Linked DNA regions of Homo sapiens: region 1 is linked to region 2. A link is an interaction called in ENCODE POLR2A ChIA-PET data of the cell type or tissue named here. Cell type or tissue: OCI-LY7. All regions are shown on one strand. Each heading gives the region's core, and the rest is flanking DNA. Links, peaks and the distances in the headings are about the cores only.

Region 1 (5,326 bases), core at 327-5,326, 460 kb before region 2:
GTAAAGGAAAACAACAAAAACCAGATATACAATGATGTAACATTCACAAAATAAAAAATTCACAATGAAAAAAATTGAGAATTATGGCTAAAAAGTTTCCCAAAATGATAAAAAGCATAACCTCAGAGTTAGAAGAAAGTAAGCAAACCATAGGCAGGATAAATAAAACAAGGTCCAGTATATCGTAATAAACTTGTTAAAAACTACTGATGAAGAAAACAAAAGAAGCTAAAGAGGCTGGGCGCAGTGGCTCACGCCTGTAATCCCAGCACTTTGGGAGGCCGAGGTGGGTGGATCACGAGGTCAGGAGATTGTGACCATCCTGGCTAACACGGCGAAACCCCGACTCTACTAAAAATAAAAAAGAAATTAGCCAGGCGTGGTGGTGGGTGCCTGTAGTCCCAGCTACTCGGGAGGCTGAGGCAGGAGAATGGTGTGAACCCGAGAGCTTGCAGTGAGCTGAGATCGCACCACTGCACTCCAGCCTGGGAGGGCAAATAAATAAATAAATTAATTAATTAAACAAAAAAGCAGCAGCTAAAGAGAAAACACACGTTATAAAAAGGGGCCGAGCACAGTGGCTCATGCCTGTAATCCCAGCACTTTGTGTGGCTGACGCAGGAGGATTGCTTGAGCCCAGGAGTTCAAGACCAGCCTGGGCAACATAGCAAGACCCATTTCTTAAAAAAATAATAATAATAAAAAAGTTTAGATCTCATATCCAAAACAGTGCAAACCAGAAGACAATGTAATGACATCAAACAGTGTTAAAAGGAGAGGCAAAGGGGAAGCTTATCAAAATAGAAATCAAAATAAAACAAAAACATTAAAAAAAAAAAAAGATGTGCTTGATTCAGCAGCACATATACTAAAATTGGAACAATACAGAGATGAGCATGGCCCTGGTGCAAGAATGATATGCAAACTTGTGAAGTGTTCCATATTTTTAAACAAAGCATTTTACTTAAAAAATAATACAGGTGATTCTTGTTCCACACAAAAATCGAACAGATGCACATCTACCTCTCATTTTACTAAGTACAACTAAAAACTCTGGAAATTGTCTATAAAATAAACATAAGCAAATGTACTGGCAATGACCAGGCAGGAAGTTTCCCAGATATTTGATTTGCCTCATATGTACAGGTTAAATTGCATAAAGTTTCCCTATTATTAAGGACAAGGCAAACATATGCTTTCATCATATATGTTCAGTATCATAACAGAGGTCCTAGCCAGTGCAAAAAGGCCAGAAAAAGAAAACAATATTGAAAAGGAAGAATTACAAACTATCTCTACTCACACATTGTGTGATTGTCTATATAAAAACACCCAAAGACTCTACAAAAGAGAAAGTACTACAATTAGTGAAATACACAACAATGTTGCAGAATCCAAGGTCAAATTCAACTGTATTTGTATGTTCTATCAATGAGAAAACTGAAATCAAAATTAAACAATGCTACTTAAACAGTAGAATAGTAGCCAGGCAGGGTGACTCACTCCTATAATCCCAACACTGTGGGAGGATGAGGCGGGCGGACCACCTAAGGTCAGGAGTTTGAGACCAGCCTGGTGAACATGGTGAAACCCCGTCTCTACTTAAAATACAAAATACAAAAATTAGCTGGGTGTGGTGGCACACACCTGTAGTCCCAGCTTCTCAGGAAGCTGAGGCAGGAGAATCGCTTGAACCCAGGAGGTGGAGGTTGAATTGAGCCAAAATGGTTCCATCTTGGCTGGGCAACAGAATGAGACTCCATCTCAAAAAAAAACACTCCAGCCTGGGCAACAGAATGAGACTCCATCTCAAAAAAAAAAAAAAACAAAAACAAAAAAACAAGAAAAGCATTAAATGCTTAGATATAAATCAAACAAAATAATACAGAAATATAATTTCTTTATAAATGTATAAATATAATAAAGTACAAATTTAAAAGAAAACCAAAATATAAATCTAACAAATACATGCAGTACATAAGAGTATAAACAAAACAATGAATTTAAAAAAAAAAAGGCCAGGTGTGGTGGCTCATGCCTGTAATCCCAGCACTTTGGGAGGCCGAAGTAGGTGGATCACTTGAGGTCAGGAGTTTGAGACCAGCCTGGCCAACATGGTGAAACTCCATCTCTACTAAAATATAAAAATTAGCCAGGCATGGTGCCAGGCACCTGTAACCTCAGCTACTCGGGAGGCTGAGGCAGGAGAATCACTTGAGCCCGGGAGGTGGAGGTTGCAGTGAGCCAAGATCGCACTACTGCACTTTAGCCTAGGTGACAGAGCAAGGCTCCATTAAAAAAAAAAAAAAAATCAAAGATAACCTAAAATAAATGCAGTAACATACCATGTCCATGGATGTCCATGGAATTAAACACTGAATGTCATTAAGATGGCAATTTCTGTCCAGGCTTGGCAGCTTTCACCTGTAATCCCAGCACTTTGGGAGGCTGAGGCAGGAGGATCACTTGAGCCCAGAGGTTGGAGACCAACCGAGGCAACATAGTCAGACCCCATCTTTGCAAAAAATTTTAAAAAACTAGCCAGGTGTGATGGCTTACACTTGTAGTCCCAGCTACTGAAGAGGCTAAAGTGGGAAGACTGCTTAAACCTAGGAGGTCAAGGCTGACAGTAAGCCATTGCACTCCAGCCTGGGCAACAGAGGAAGATTCTGTGTCTTAAAAAAAAAAAAAAAAAAAAAAAGTTGGTGATTGCAACTTTCCCCCAAACTGATCTATAGATCTAACACAATCTCAAGTACCAACAGTTTTTTTTTTTTTTTTTTTTTTTGAGAAAATGCCAAGATAATTCACAAATTGCTATGGAAAGACAAAACCTAAGGCCAGGCATGGTGGCTCACGCCTGTAATTCCAGCACTTTGGGAGGCCGAGGCAGGTGGATCACGAGATCAGAAGATTGAGACCATCCTGGCTAACACGGTGAAACCCCGTCTCTTCTAAAAATAGAAAAAATAGCCGGGCATGGTGGTGGGTGCCTGTAGTCCCAGCTACTCGGGAGGCTGAGGCAGGAGAATGGCATGAACCCGGGAGGCAGAGGTTGCAGTGAGCCGAGATCACGCCACTGCACTCCATCTTGGGCGACAGAGCAAGACTCCATCTCAAAAAAAAAAACTAAAAAAAAATTGGAGGATTTATCTAATTTCAAGACTTACTGTAAATGTATTGTAATCAGGACAATGTGATACTAGCTACACAAAATAAATGTAGAACAACGTAATAGAGTGTAGAAATAGATACACATATGACTAATTTTTTTTTTGAAAAATTGTGGTAAAATGCATATACCATAATATCTACCTTTTAAACCATTTTAAGTGGTCTGGACAGTTCAGTGACATCAAAGTACATTCACATTGTTGTACAACCATCACCAGTATCCATCCATCTCCACATCTTTTTCATCCTCCCAGACAGAATAACTGATCCTATTAAAGAAAAACTCTATTCCATCCTCCCTCCAACCCCTAATAACCAATATTCTACTTTCCGCCTGTATGAATTTGTCTATTCCAGGTTCCTCATACTAGTGGAATCATAAAATATATGTCCACTTGTGTCTGGCTTACTTCACTTTTATTCTTTTTTGAGTCAGAGTCTCATTCCGTCAACCAGGCTGGAGTGCAGTGGCACGATCTCGGCTCGCTGCAACCCTACCTCCTGGGTTCAAGCGATTCTCCTGCCTCAGCCTCCCGAGTAGCTGGGATTACAGGGTCACACCACCACGCCCAGCTAATTTTTTTTTTTTTTTTTTTTTTGAGATGGCATCTTGCTCTTGTAGCCCAGGCTGGAGTGCAATGGCATGATCTCGCCTCACTGCAACCTCCGGGCCACCAGGGTCTGCTAATTTTTGTATTTTTAGTAGAAGCGGGGTTTCACCATGTTTGCCAGGCTGCTCTTGAACTCCTGACCTCAGATGATTTACATGCCTCTGCCTCCCAAAGTGGGAGGCATGCCTGGGATTACAGGCATGAGCCACTGCGTCCGGCTGCTAATGATTTTCTTAATAGCATCTGGGAACTTGTCTACTGCCTCTTGGTTGGCAGAAGCTTCTCCTTTTACCTTGATTTTTTCTTTTTCTTTCTGTTTTTTTTTTTTTGAGACTGAGTTTTACTCTGCCGCTGAGGCTGGAGTGCAGTGGCGTGATCTCGGCTCACTGCAGCCTCCACCTCCTGGGTTCAAGCGATTTCTCCTGCCTCAGCTTCCTGAAGAGCTGAGACTACAGGCACCCGCTACCACGCCTGGCTATTTTTTTGTGTTTTTAATAGAGACAGGTTTCACCATGTTGACCAGGCTGGTCTTGAACTACTGACTTCAAATGATCGCCTGCCTCGGCCTCCCAAAGTGCTGGGATTACAGGCGTGAGCCATTGAGCTGGCCTTTCTTTTTTTTTTTTTTCAGACGGAGTCTCGCTTTGTTGCCCAGGCTGGAGTGCAGTGGTGCGATCTCGGCTCTCTGTAAGCTCTGCCTCCCAGGCTCAAGCAACTCTCCCTGCCTTAGCCTTCCGAGTAGCTGGGATTACAGGTACCTACCACCATGCCCAGCTAATTTTTGCATTTTTAGTAGAGACAGTGTTTCGTCATGCTGGCCAGGCTGATCACAATCTCCTGACCTCAGGTGATCTACCCACCTCGGCCTCCCAAAGTGTTGGGATTACAGGCGTGAGCCACCACGCCTGGACATGTATGCTTTTTTAAGGCAATCCTGCATCCACATAAAAACTGCATTTTCGGCCAGGCATGGTGGCTCACACCTGTAATCCCAGCACGTTGGGAGGCCGAGGCAGGCAGATCACGAGTTCAGGAGATTGTGACCATCCTGGCCAACATGGTGAAACCCCGTCTCTACTAAAATGCAAAAAATTAGCCGGGTGCGGTGGTAGTCCCAGCTACTCGGGAGGCTGACGTCGGGGAATTGCTGGAACCCGGGAGGCAGAGGTTGCAGTGAGCCAAGATCGTGCCACCGCACTCCAGCCTGGCGACAGAGCAAGACTCTGTCTCAAAAACAAAACAAAACAAAACAAAAACAAAAAAACCCCTGCATTTTCAATATGAGATAAAAAGATACCTTGGAAAAAGTACTAAGTTTTCGCACTTGCTGGCACAGCTACGGTGATGGCTTTGCAAAATTCCTTTTCTTTTTTCAAGTCCTTATGCTAGATTCATTTATCTTTCTTCTTTTGAGACGGAGTCTCAGTCTCTCGCTCAGGCTGCAATGCAATGGCGTGATTCGGCGCACTGCAACCTCCACCTCCCAGGTTCAAGCAATTAACCTGCCTCAGCCTCCGGAGTAGCTAGGATTACAGGCGCCC
Region 2 (5,340 bases), core at 341-5,340:
TGGTGAAATCCTGTCTTTACTAAGAATACAAAAATTAGCCGGGCATGGTGGCGGGCACCTGTAATCCCAGCTACTCTGGAGGCTGAGACAGGAGAATCACTTGAACCTGGGAGGCAGAGGTTGCAGTGAGCCGAGATCACGCCACTGCACTCCAGCCTGGGCGACAAGAGCGAGCCTCTGTCTCAAAAAAAAAGTTATTGGAGGACTAGAGGTTTTTTCAAGCTCAAAATGGAGCCTAGCATCACATTTAAAGATGGAGAAACAAAGATCAGGGTGCTGGGGAGGAAGCTGACTTGGCTGGAGAAGATACACTGGAGTGCACATTGGGGTGGGCAGAGCAGGTGTGGATATTCACCCTGTGAAATGCAGGGACAGGTTCAGGGACTTGCCCAAGGACATGTGGTGAGTAAGTGGCAAGGTTAAGATTCAAACCCAGTTCTCCTACCTCCCACTGTACAGTCTTCAGAACTTTTTAAAGGATAAGAACCAAATGAGAGGATGCACTTCTATAGTGCGCACTATGTGCTGGGCACCATTGCAGTTTACAAATTTTAACTTATTTAATCCTTCTGATAATGCTATGTGGTAGGTACAACCTTTCACCCACATTTTATAGGTGAGGAAACTGAAGTACAGAGATGTTGAGTAACTTGTCCAAGGTCACAGATAAGAAATAGCAACTGGGCATGGTGGCTTATGCCTGTAATCCCAGCATTTTGGGAGGCTGAGGCGGGAGGATCACTTGAGACCAGGAATTCAAGACCAGCCTGGGCTACACAGTGAGACTCTGTGTATAGAAAAAAGAAAAATTAGCCAGATGTGGTGGCACACACCTGTAGTCCTAGCTACTCAGGAGGCTGAGGTGGGAGGATTGCTAGAGTCCAGGAGATGGAGGCTGCAGTGAGCCAAGATCACGTCACTGAATTCCAATCTGGGCAACAGAGTGAGAACCTGTCTCAAAAAAAAAGAGAAATAGTCAGGATTTGAATCCAGGCTAATCTGGCTCCAGAGGTCATGCTCATAAATCCAAGGCTATGTGGGCTCTCCATGCAAATTATTTAATATCAGAATTATGGTTATAATGTTTCCTTTCTCCCTCCTTGTTAAATAAAATCATAACACCTTTCCAGGGGATGAGCATCTTTCCAAAAAACTTATCATCCCTGCACTTGTCCTCCCCCAGACTCTTCCCACTGCTCTGCACACTTTTTGTGCTCTGCCCTGCACCCTCTGCCAGGATTCTCACCTGCCATTTTTTCCTCACAGAAGTGCATCAGCAGAGGGGAGCTCCAGGTGTCTCTGTCATATCAGCCTGTGGCACAGAGAATGACAGTGGTGGTCCTCAAAGCCAGACACTTGCCGAAGATGGATATCACCGGTCTCTCAGGTAGCAGCTATTTACTTCAACCTATTTCTTACTGTCTGAACCATCCCCGACTCCTTGCCTGTGGCCCAGATAGACCTCCACACTTCAAGATCCTTGCCTCTTTCACTTTTAATCTGCTCCTCTTTCTGTAGACATTCTCTTCCTGATGAGTATCTACGTCCAATAGATTTCCCTGGCTAGGAAGATTCTTCAGTTGAACAAATGGGGTCTTTACATTTGGCAAGGTATCCTAAATAATATTCATGCCAGGTGCTAAGAGAGACTTCTCAAAAAGGCTGCAGGCATTTGTCTCTGTGCCCTTTAATATACTTCTTGGTATCATGGGATTTCTTCAGACCTAACCTGAGAAAGTTGTTCTGTTCTATTCCTGCTTGGTTTCCTTGGCCCCTCATCCAGGCAGGCAGACTCACATATAGTCAGTGTGTGTTTATTGTGCAATCACTAAAGAACACATGGGATGGCCATCAAAGATACGAACAACAGAGCCCCCCCTTTCCCAACATGAAATTACCATTACATAGGAGAGGACTGTGTCATAGGTCTGTCTCCCTTTTTCTTATCTCTTTGGGGGCCCCAGATCCTTATGTCAAGGTGAACGTCTACTACGGCAGAAAGCGCATTGCCAAGAAGAAAACCCATGTGAAGAAGTGCACTTTGAACCCCATCTTCAATGAATCTTTCATCTACGACATCCCCACTGACCTCCTGCCTGATATCAGCATCGAGTTCCTCGTTATCGACTTCGATCGCACCACCAAGAATGAGGTGGTGGGGAGGCTGATCCTGGGGGCACACAGTGTCACAGCCAGTGGTGCTGAACACTGGAGAGAGGTCTGCGAGAGCCCCCGCAAGCCTGTGGCCAAGTGGCACAGTCTGAGCGAGTACTAATCCTGTTCTTCTCTCCTCTAATCCCCGGGGGCCAAGCTGGGGAGGGATGTGGAGGGGAAAAAGATGACAGAGAAGTGGACTCCAAACCTCATTTTAGTTGTAGAAGAAAATTTCTTACAAAACAAATTCCACAAAGAACACCCTATATGACCACAGCTGCAGATCAGTTCTTAGCAATGATGTTTTTTTTTCTGCTTTGCAAGGCGCTAGAATCTTTTATTTTACTTTATTTTTTTTGAGGTGGAGTTTCGCTCTTGTTGCCCGGGCTGGAGTGCAATGGTGAGATCTCAACTCACTGCAACCTCTGCCCTCCAGGTTCAAGTGATTCTCCTCCCTCAGCCTCCCAAGTAGCTGGGATTACAGGCACCCACGAGCATGCCCGGCTAATTTTTTGTATTTTCAGTAGAGATGGGTTTCACCATGTTGGCCAGGCTGGTCTCGAATTCCAGACCTCAGGTGATCCACCCGCCTCGGCCTCCCAAAGTGCTGGGATTACAGGTGCGAGCCACCGTGCCCGGCCTCTGGTTTTGTTTTGTTTTTTTTTTTTAATGGGGGACAAAAGAGAGGGAAAGACCCCTATAAATCTATATATAACAATGTAACCATATACTTGCATGTCTAATACAAACTGAAGAAATTAGCCTAACTGCCAATATCAAGTTGCAGATTTTAATCCATGGAAATTGTGTTTTGTGCTGAATTGTATTTGCTGATTACCTGAAATTGGCTTCTTTTTATTGGGCTTCTCTGGAGAATTTCTCCCACTCCCCACCTCTGCAGAAGAAAATTTTGCTCTTATAAAACCTCATGTTTTCATCATTCCCATCTTTTCTTTTTATTGCCTCTTATATCTCTGCTCTTTGACCTCAAGGTCTAGAGGTCTGCAGTAAGCCAAGAAACAAAGGTGGGGTGGATGAGGCAAGGTTTGCAGGAGAAAGAGGAATTGAGAAATGGGGTATTTTTGCTATCAGCTCTTCTGCTATGAAGTAGTAAAAGGCAGTCTATAATTAACTGACAGACCTAACTGAAGCACAGAGAATACATCAGACTTATGCATCCAAGACATCAGAACTTGGATTTTATCAAACTTGATGACTTCTCTAAAAGGAGCTTTGGAAACTTCAAATTCAGCTATAGGATAGTACCAATGAACACATCCAGCTGATCCCAAAAGCTGTTTTCAGGTATAAGGACAAGGAGAGGAGACAAGTGACGACAGCCATTCCCCTTTGCAGCTATCTACTGTAGTGACAGCCATTTCTTGGTTGATGGGTTGGAAGTCATCAGAGGTTTGAAGAATTACACTGGCCTTTGTTTTTCTGGAAATGCCGACCATGGAGATGCTTTAGAGTCTTCTCAAATAGCTTAGATGTTGTAATGAGGTTAGCTTTGCTTCATAAAACAGGGGCCCTCAGAAGTTCTCCTTAAATTTTTCAATAAAAATTTAGCTCTTAAAAAAATAACAGTGTGACTGAGTGAATGAAGATAAGTTGGATTCTTTCAGAGCATTCTTTTCCTCAAAACGAGCTGCATAATTCTTGGAATTTATGTCTTACCACATGGTGGAGGGATGGAGGAACTACAGGATGCAATTCTTCTTCTACCAATGGGCAATAGAGGTTGAGAGAGATTCAGCATCTTTCTGGGATTAGAATTCAAGTCTCTTTACTCCTACAGCAGCTGTGTCTCCAACGTTGAGACTTTGCAGATGGCACAGACTCCATGGATAATAGGTAAACTTGGGGCCGGGCGCAGTGGCTCACGCCTGTAATCCCAGTATTTTGGGAGGCCGAGGTGGAAAGATCGCTTGAGCCCAGGAGTTCAAGACCAGCCTGGGCTACATGACGAAACTCCATCTCTATCAAAAATACAAAAAATTAACTAGGTGTGGTGCTGCACGCCTGTGGTCCCAGCTATTCAGGAGGCTGAGGTGGGAGGATCATTTGAGCCCAGAGGTAGAGGCTGCAGTGAGCCATGATCATGCCACTGCACTCTGGGCTGGGTAACAGAGTGAGATCCTGTCTCAAAAATTAATTAATTAATTAATTAAAATAAACTAGGTAAACTTGGATAGGCAGTAGATATTTTTGCCCACCTGAGGAGGAACTCAGTCAAGCTGTTGCTTAACAGCTTGATCCAGGGCGTGAAAGGTTAGTTGAGACTGAAGTGTTCACTTCCATAGAAGAACATCACTTTTAACCTTGCTTTGGCGAAGGGAGTCGGAAAGCTGAGTCTCTATGGACGGGGGGGTGATCTTGCTTTCAGTGTTCCCTCAGCTTTTGTGGATTTAAAACCATTCTGCTCCCCCTAAACCTTTTGTTTGATTTCAGCCCATGTTCTTGACAATGCAGAGCAATTCTGAGCAGTCACAAAGCCTACTCTCTGTTCTTGTCCCTGCCAACCCCCACCCCCCATAATCTGACTCACAACTTCACCATCAGTTGGGGTCATACCACTAGTCTCTGTCCTATACCCCATGAAATGTAAATACTGTATCATAAGTAGAAGAAAATAATTTTTGTTTTCTAAAAATGCATTTTGAGATAGTTTAATGTAAATCTGACAGGAGCATTCTGAAGCCCCATTAGGAAAAAATTTAAATGGTTCCTCTTCATCGCCTTAATGTCTAAAGATCAGAAATCGCTGAGCAAACCCGCTTTTGTTTCCTTCCCAGAAACAATGCAAAACAACAGGTGGAGATAGTCTGGTCTTTGCCCTGCTGTGTGTGCCTCTGTAGCTCCTCCTGACAAACGTCTGGGAAAACAGCCTCACCCCACTCTCCTCTCTCTTCCCCATTTCCTTGTAGCTTTATTCCTTGCATCTTTGGGTCTACTGAGCAGTGGGTGCTGAGGTGACAGGGGAGGAACCAGTTGTTCTGTAGCCTAGGAACTGCCTCAGTGTCTTTGCCAGAAAAAGGCAAAGAGGCGGACAGTGCAGGGCTCCTCCCTCCTACCTCAGGCCTGATCCATCGTGCCCTTGACTTTGCCGTCTCAAAGTTTCTTAGCTGACTTTGGCTTTCACATTTGTTCTTTCCAGAGCTAACTGATAAGAGTGGAGGAGGAATG

The links. Peaks named below come from ENCODE experiments on the same cell type or tissue, not always from the same donor. Only the 100,000 strongest peaks of a DNase experiment are listed, where the experiment ranks them.
Region 1: POLR2A ChIA-PET joins it to region 2 with 5 read pairs; 2 of 35 experiments call an interaction of 5 or more read pairs at or near these places.

Annotation. Positions count from the first base shown.
Region 1 is chr1:155,418,553-155,423,878 of GRCh38, forward strand. The region is part of intron 5 of ASH1L (ASH1 like histone lysine methyltransferase); the gene reads right to left. It also overlaps the pseudogene RNU6-1297P. Among named protein-coding and RNA genes, the nearest start is that of MIR555, 75 kb to the left of the region's middle. In OCI-LY7, for the core only: no CTCF peak of the experiment used is centred there; no DNase peak of the experiment used is centred there.
Region 2 is chr1:155,879,234-155,884,573 of GRCh38, forward strand. SYT11 (synaptotagmin 11) reads left to right here. Exons shown (of 4, transcript NM_152280.5): 3 at 1,267-1,390; 4 at 1,965-5,340. The coding sequence ends at 2,275. Among named protein-coding and RNA genes, the nearest start is that of SYT11, 22 kb to the left of the region's middle. In OCI-LY7, for the core only: CTCF peaks have their summits at 3,856 and 4,177; DNase peaks (open chromatin) are centred at 3,228, 4,428 and 4,948; H3K4me3 peaks cover 2,452 bases; H3K27ac peaks cover 5,000 bases.